Regions from separate parts of the Homo sapiens genome. Here region 1 is linked to region 2. A link is a contact called in ENCODE Hi-C data. All regions are on one chromosome and are shown on one strand. Each heading gives the region's core, a stretch centred on a gene start or an enhancer-like site at or near the end of the contact. The rest is flanking DNA. Distances are from core to core; before and after follow the strand shown. Region 1 overlaps IL2RA (interleukin 2 receptor subunit alpha). Region 2 has its middle 120 kb from the start of LINC00702.

Region 1 (3,399 bases), core at 900-3,399, 1.9 Mb after region 2:
TTGGCTCACTCAATTATGGAGGCTGAGAAGTCCCACAATATGCCAGCTGGAGCTGGATAACTAGGAAAGCTGGTGGTGTGGCTCAGTCTAAGACTGAAGGCCTGAGGAGCAGAGGGGCCCTGCTGTAAGTCCCAGAGTCCAAAAGCTGGAGAACCAGGAGTGCAAATGTCCAAGAGCAGACGACGGATGTCCCAGCTTGAACAGAGAGAATGCAACCTTCCTCTGCCTTCTTGTTCTATTCTGGTCCTCTATGGTTGGATGATCCCCACCACACTGGTGAGGGTGATTTTCTTTACTCAGTCTACCAACAAGAAATTTACCCAGTCTATTCAATTCAAATGCTAGTGTCTCCTGGAAATACCCTCACAGACACCCCCAGAGAGACTGTTTAGCCAGCTATCTGGGCATCCCTTAGCCCAGGCAAGTGGACACATTGAAATTGACCATCATGCTCATGCCACACTTCCCTAATGCATTTCTACCTTCTTAACTCCTGCTTTCCCTGGAGGTCTCCCATTGGCTGTCATCTTTCTCTGGGAAGCCTCCGGGACTCTTCTGTCTGTGCTTTGTGGCATTTCTCTGCAGTCCCAGACTTTGCTCCCTTTTCTTTACACGGCACTCACCCTACTGTATCCATCTCCCTCCCACCACCTTGCTAGTGCCTGCACAGAATGGCATGCAAAGGTTTTCGTAAAGGAAAGTAGAAATTCACAAGTTCAAGCTAGGATTTGAATTCAAGCTGTCAACTTTCCAAATTCATAAGACTTTTCCATTCTCTCAAGACGCTTTTCTGGTTGGGAAAAATTCCGGTAGGCAGACAAGATGGGGAAGATTGTTCCAGTAAGGGAGGAGGGTGTTCCTGGGAGTCCAGCTTTGAAATCACAAATGAGGAGGTTCCCTTTGAAGGACAGGAGGAGACCTGCTGGCCAAGGCGTGCTATGTGCTGAGGGAACAGTCTTGGCTGGGGAGCATGTTGTGTGCCAGGCAGAGGAGGTAGCAAAGTGCCCCTGAGGCAATGGAAATGACTGGAGCTCTTGCAGCCGAAAGGGCATCACGACAGGTGCTTTCAGGGGAGATTAACTTGGGGATGAATAACAGGGTGACTGAAAACCAGAGCTTCAGGGCCTGCCTAGGCAGCCCAGGAGATGAACAGTGCCTGTTGACAGCTTGCTTCCTGTGTCGGCCTGAATGCATGGGTTCTGCTCAGATCTACTGGCTCCTTGCTTTCTTGGGAGAGTGAATTACTGCCTCATGGTCTCAGTTTCCTCATCCGTAAAATGGGAATGGTGGCAGGGCGTGGTGGCTCAAGCCTGTAATCCCAGCACTTTGGGAGGCTGAGACTGGTGGATCAATTGAGGTCAGGAGTTTGAGACCAGCCTGGCCAACATGGTCTCTACTAACCTGTCTCTACTAAAAATACAAAAATTAGTCAGGCATGGCGATGGGGCATGCCTGTAATCCCAGCTACTGGGGAGGCTGAGGCATGAGAATCTCTTGAACCCGGGAGGCAGAGGTTGCAGTGAGCCGAGATCATACCACTGCACTCCAGTCTGGGCAACAGAGTGAGACTCTGTCTCAAAAAAAAGGTGGTTGGGGTGGGGGAATAGTGCTAACAGTCCCCATCTCCTATGGTGGCCATGAGGAATCTGTAAGATCACAGAAGCAGAGCACGCAGCAAGGCCTCCCTGGCCCGGGAGTGCTCAGAGCTGGGATCCCAGTGCAGGACGAGGAGGAGGAGGATGGGTGCCCTGGCTACAGGTCCTCTTGCACTAGATTGAAAACGGGGCCAGAGAAGCAGAGCTTGAGAGACGCTGGGAGAGGGAAAGTGAAACTGATGGTCCGGTGGGTGAAAGGTAGTGAAAGCCCGAAGTGCAGTAAACCAGGGATCAACATCTCCAGCCAAAAGGCTCACCCTGTGGTCTCAGCGCCACCTGGGCGTCAGACAGATGTCTGGAGAGACGGCTCTTTTATTCTGAAACACCCCTCCAACTTTTTTTTTTTTTTGGTAATTGTTTGTTTTGCTTTCCATTTAATATAAGGAGTTTTCTCCTTTACAAAAGTTCTTTTTGTTCTAAATCAGGCTGTAAACAGAGGTGCTACCACAAGGACCGGAAGCAGAGACCACACTGGTGCTCAGCTGGGTTGCAGGCTCTGCCTGGTTTCATTGTCGGGGAAGCCACCAGGCCTGCCCCCAGCCAGCGAGATGTCACGCATGCAGCCGGGTGTCATCCCCAAAACTCCCGGGAAACTCTCGGGGCACCAGGGCAGGAAGAGGCTGACGTCAACTTTAACTCCGGGGACTTCAAACGAAACTTTTAGAAATGATTCCTTTGCCCTTTACTTGGTGACGTAATAAACTGATCTTTCTCTGAAAAGATGGGCCGATTTGCTTCAAGGAGCTCATTTCATGAGGAGAAAATACACACAAATATATATATATATATATATATATTTTTTTTCTTTTTTTTTTTGAGACGGAGTTTCCCTCTGTCACCCAGGCTGGAGTGCAGTGGCTCAATCTCGGCTCACTGCAACCTCAGCCTCCAGGTTCAGGGGATTCTCCTGCCTCAGCCTCCCTGAGTAGCTGGGATTACAGGCATGTGCCACCACACCTGGCTAACTTTTGTATTTTTAGTAGAGACGGGGTTTCACCATGTTGGTCAGCTGTTCTCGAACTCCTGACCTCAGGTGATCTGCCCGCCTCAGCCTCCCAAAGTGCTGGGATTACAGACGTGAGCCATCATGCCCAGCTATATATATATATATATATATATATAGAATTTTTTAAGGAAACATTGCTGCTTTGCTACAAAGTATATAATAATGTAAACTGGACTAATACGATTCCTTCCTCCTTTCCTTGGAGAAGTCACAGACTTTTAGGATTGGAGAACGGTTCACATGCATGTGTGTGGGGCAGTTGGTCAGAGCTGTCCATTATGAAAGGTGCTTCTAGAATACTTGGGGAATGTGGGAGCTAGAAAACAGGTTGTTATTAAAGGAATTGAAATACTCCCACTTGAAATGTTCCCATTTTCTCTGTAAAGGAATTTCTTGAGCAAAGGAAAACTCTACATCCTCTGTCTACCTGAAGTTCAAAATTAGTGGTGTTTGGTTTTAATAATTTTAGTAGTTGATGACAAAACAACGCTCTCTGCTGTCCTCTCTGTCACATCTAACATGATGTGAATGAGGCAGTCCCTGATGTGAGATGTGCTGGGTTTTGCAGGGGTAATGAACATCGATCTGTGTGTTCCATCGACTCCTTCTTTAAACTTGTATCTCAGCACTTAGCCTGTGTCATAATTGTCTGTGCAGAGGTCAAGGATGGGCTCTTATTCATCTCTGTGTCTCAAACCCTGTGCCTGACACATAGCAGTTCCTCAATGAACATTTGCT
Region 2 (3,017 bases), core at 221-2,720:
GGGGAGTTGCAATAGAGAAAGAGTAATTTATGCAGAGCCAGCTGTGCTGGAGGCAGGATTTTTATTATCACTCCAATCAGTCTTCCTGAGAATTCAGGGATCAGAATTTTTAAGGACAACTTAGTGGGTAAGGGGAAGCCAGGGATCCTGGAGTACTGATTGGTCTGAGAGGGAATCATAGGGAGTCGGAGCTGTCTTCTTGTGCTGAGTCAGTTCCCAGGTGGGGGCCACAAGATCAGATGAGCCAGTTTATTGAGCTGGCGGTGGCAGCTGATCCATCAAGTGCAGGGGCTGCAAAATATCTCAAGCGCTGATCTTAGGAGCAGCGTAGAGAGGGTTAGAATCTTGTAGCCTCCAGCTGCCTGACTCCTAAATCATGATTTCCAATCTCGTGTGTAATTTCTTAGTTCTACAAAGGCAGTCTAGTCCCCAGGCAAGAAGGTGGTTTGTTTTGGGAAAGGGCTGTTAATAGTTTTTGTTTTGAACTATAAACTATAAACTGGCCAGGCATGGTGGCTCACACCTGTAATCCCAGCATTTTGGGAGGCTGAGGTGGGCAGATCACTTGAGGTCAGGAGTTCAAGACTAGCCTGGTCAACATGGTAAAACCCCATCTCTACTAAAAATACAAAAATTAACTGGGGCCAGGTGGTGGGTCCTGGCTACTCAGGAGGCTGAGGCAGGAGAATCGCTTGAACCCGGGAAGTGGAGGTTGCAATGAGCCAAGATGGAGCCACTGCACTCCAGCCTGGGCAACAGAGCAAGACTCTGTCTGGAAAAACCAACCAACCAACCAACAAACAACAAAAAAACCACTATAAACCAAGTTCCTCCCAAAGTTACTTCAGCCTACACCCAGGAAGGAACACGGACAGCTTAGAGGTTAAAAGCAAGATGGAGTCAGTTAGGTTAGATCTCTTTCACTGTCTCAGTCATAATTTTGCAAAGGCCATTTCAAAGTGACCACTAAAAGGAACTGGGATTGCAGGGTGCAGAGATTCAAACACAGTGCTGGGACCACTCTCTTCTGGATTTGACTCATGCGTGAGAGGAATAAACCTATACATTTTACTTAGCCACCTGCTTTTCGGAATTTGTGGGCAAGCTAGATTTTACCGAATGCAGACTAACCTGCTCCAACTCAAACAAAGAACCAGCTTTTAAAATTGTGGTTTATTATATAGGTTGTAATGTTTTGTCTTCTAGAATCTGCAGACACAAACAACCCATACGCTTCATTCCACAATTCACAGACCGTGGTCATTAGCAAAAAAGGTCAGAGGGAAAATTCATGGGCCTTATCAGAAAATTATTAGCCTGATAGATCAATGCTGTGTTTGAAGTATTCTAATGTAATCAACTGCCTCTGCAAAGTGAACAAAAGGAGGCCATTATGCAAATAAGAACCATTCATTTCAGAGGAAGGAGCTTTGGTTTCCTGGTACAGAGTCAACAAAATGAGGAAGCTGCGAAAGCCCTGGCTCATGTAGTTAACCTTGGGTCACTGTACCCTCCAGCCTCAGCACAGTTAATCCATGAATACTTGCAGTCAACAGCCTCTAAAGGTCACCAGACTCTGAAGTCCAGTTACTATTTGTTACCAAGTTTACAATTCAGAATTTATAGGAAATAAATATGTAGCCTGCATCACTAATGTGCCAAGCTTTGGGACAGGTTTCTTTCTAATTAGATCTCTGAAGGATTTTCCTGAAGGAGTCCCTCATGCTCTTGATTTCATCAACAGGCACTGTGCGGAAGCCCCTCCACCATGATGGTTTTGCTCAAGAAACCTTCATCTTGCAAAAGACAAAATGACAACAAATTCCGTTCCAAGATGCCAATTGGCTTTATTGACATCCTAGAATCAGGCAGCACTATATTCTCTAAAATGGAATATGTGTTCCAATGAACTGAACACAGGAGATTGGCTTTACAGATAGAAAAAGGGCTGAAGAAAGAGAAACAAAGAATAAAAAGTGTATTGGGTGCTTCCAAGTTACTTTCCTTGTAAGCCACTGTGTCAGAGGCATTTGAACCACAGCGACTCCATCTTGAGTGAGGACTAGGAAAACGAGGCTGGGACTTGCTGAGCTGCATTTCCAGAAAGTCAGGCATCCTTAGCTTCTAGATGTTTATTAAGCAGACCCAGACTCGGGAGTGTCTAGATATCCCGATATCTGGAGAACAAAGGCATTCCTAATTTTGCTTTAAAGATAATAATATCGATTCTTGCAAAATATAGTAATTGAGAAAATTAATCCTTTATCACAAACCCTTGTAGCAGAGCTTATCTCTTCATGATCTTTTTTATCCTACATATACAAGTATTGTACCTAGGGTGGACACATTCCTCCTCTTACTTTCGGGTCTGTCCTACTCTGTCTGTGGAGTAGCCGTATTTTCACCACTTTACTTTCTTAATAAACTTGCTTTTACTTTGCACTGCAGACTCACCCTGAATTCTTCCTTACGCGAAATCCAAGAACCCTCTCTTGGGGTCTGGATCAGAATCGCTTTCCTGTAACAACTGGGGCCAGAAAGAAGAAACAATAGAAAAACTGATGAGTTCACATGATGTGACTTCAGATTAAGGATTTAAACACAGGGAACTTCATTATCCTGCCCATTGAAGACTAAACCTGTCCTGTTCAGGAAGTTAGGCTATCTCTCTCCTGGTTCCTCAGAGGGCAGAGAACTGCTCAGTTTGGGTTTGGGTTTGGTAAGCCTGGGTGACCCCACTATGATTTGTCTGGTCTGTTGCGATCGCAGGAGTTTAGTCCAAAATAATGGCCTCAAATTTTGTTGAACAATCTATACGGAAAGCAATATCCACCTCTGAACATTTCACAAAACACATCAGTGTAAAGTGTTGAGAAATCTTTTTAACTTAAAAAAAAAACAAACAAAATCTCAAGATTTCACAATGTTTTTTGATTCTGACATCTCTCCCTCTCCCACCTCCATCCCCTTCACTCAAGGTGCACCTATCAATAGCTTGAAAAACACAAGTGTGGGAT

The links. A loop is a pair of places that touch in the nucleus more often than their neighbours do. Pooled maps may share reads with other maps.
Region 1: a map with no recorded cell type shows a loop between it and region 2 (10-fold over the local background). The contact joins two enhancer-like sites. A Hi-C loop is called at or near these places in 2 of 37 single-sample maps with no recorded cell type and 5 of 50 pooled maps.

What each region holds. Positions count from the first base shown.
Region 1 is chr10:6,049,067-6,052,465 of GRCh38, forward strand. The region is part of intron 1 of IL2RA (interleukin 2 receptor subunit alpha); the gene reads right to left. Among named protein-coding and RNA genes, the nearest start is that of IL2RA, 12 kb to the right of the region's middle. RefSeq lists enhancers at 1,559-1,938, 1,949-2,078, 2,169-2,438. Within about 2 kb of position 2,150, at least 31 of the 41 ENCODE cell types and tissues checked have a DNase peak (open chromatin) inside an H3K27ac peak, as active enhancers do.
Region 2 is chr10:4,126,706-4,129,722 of GRCh38, forward strand. No RefSeq gene overlaps it. Among named protein-coding and RNA genes, the nearest start is that of LINC00702, 120 kb to the right of the region's middle. RefSeq lists an enhancer at 1,080-1,719 and a silencer at 1,458-1,658. Within about 2 kb of position 1,471, at least 7 of the 41 ENCODE cell types and tissues checked have a DNase peak (open chromatin) inside an H3K27ac peak, as active enhancers do.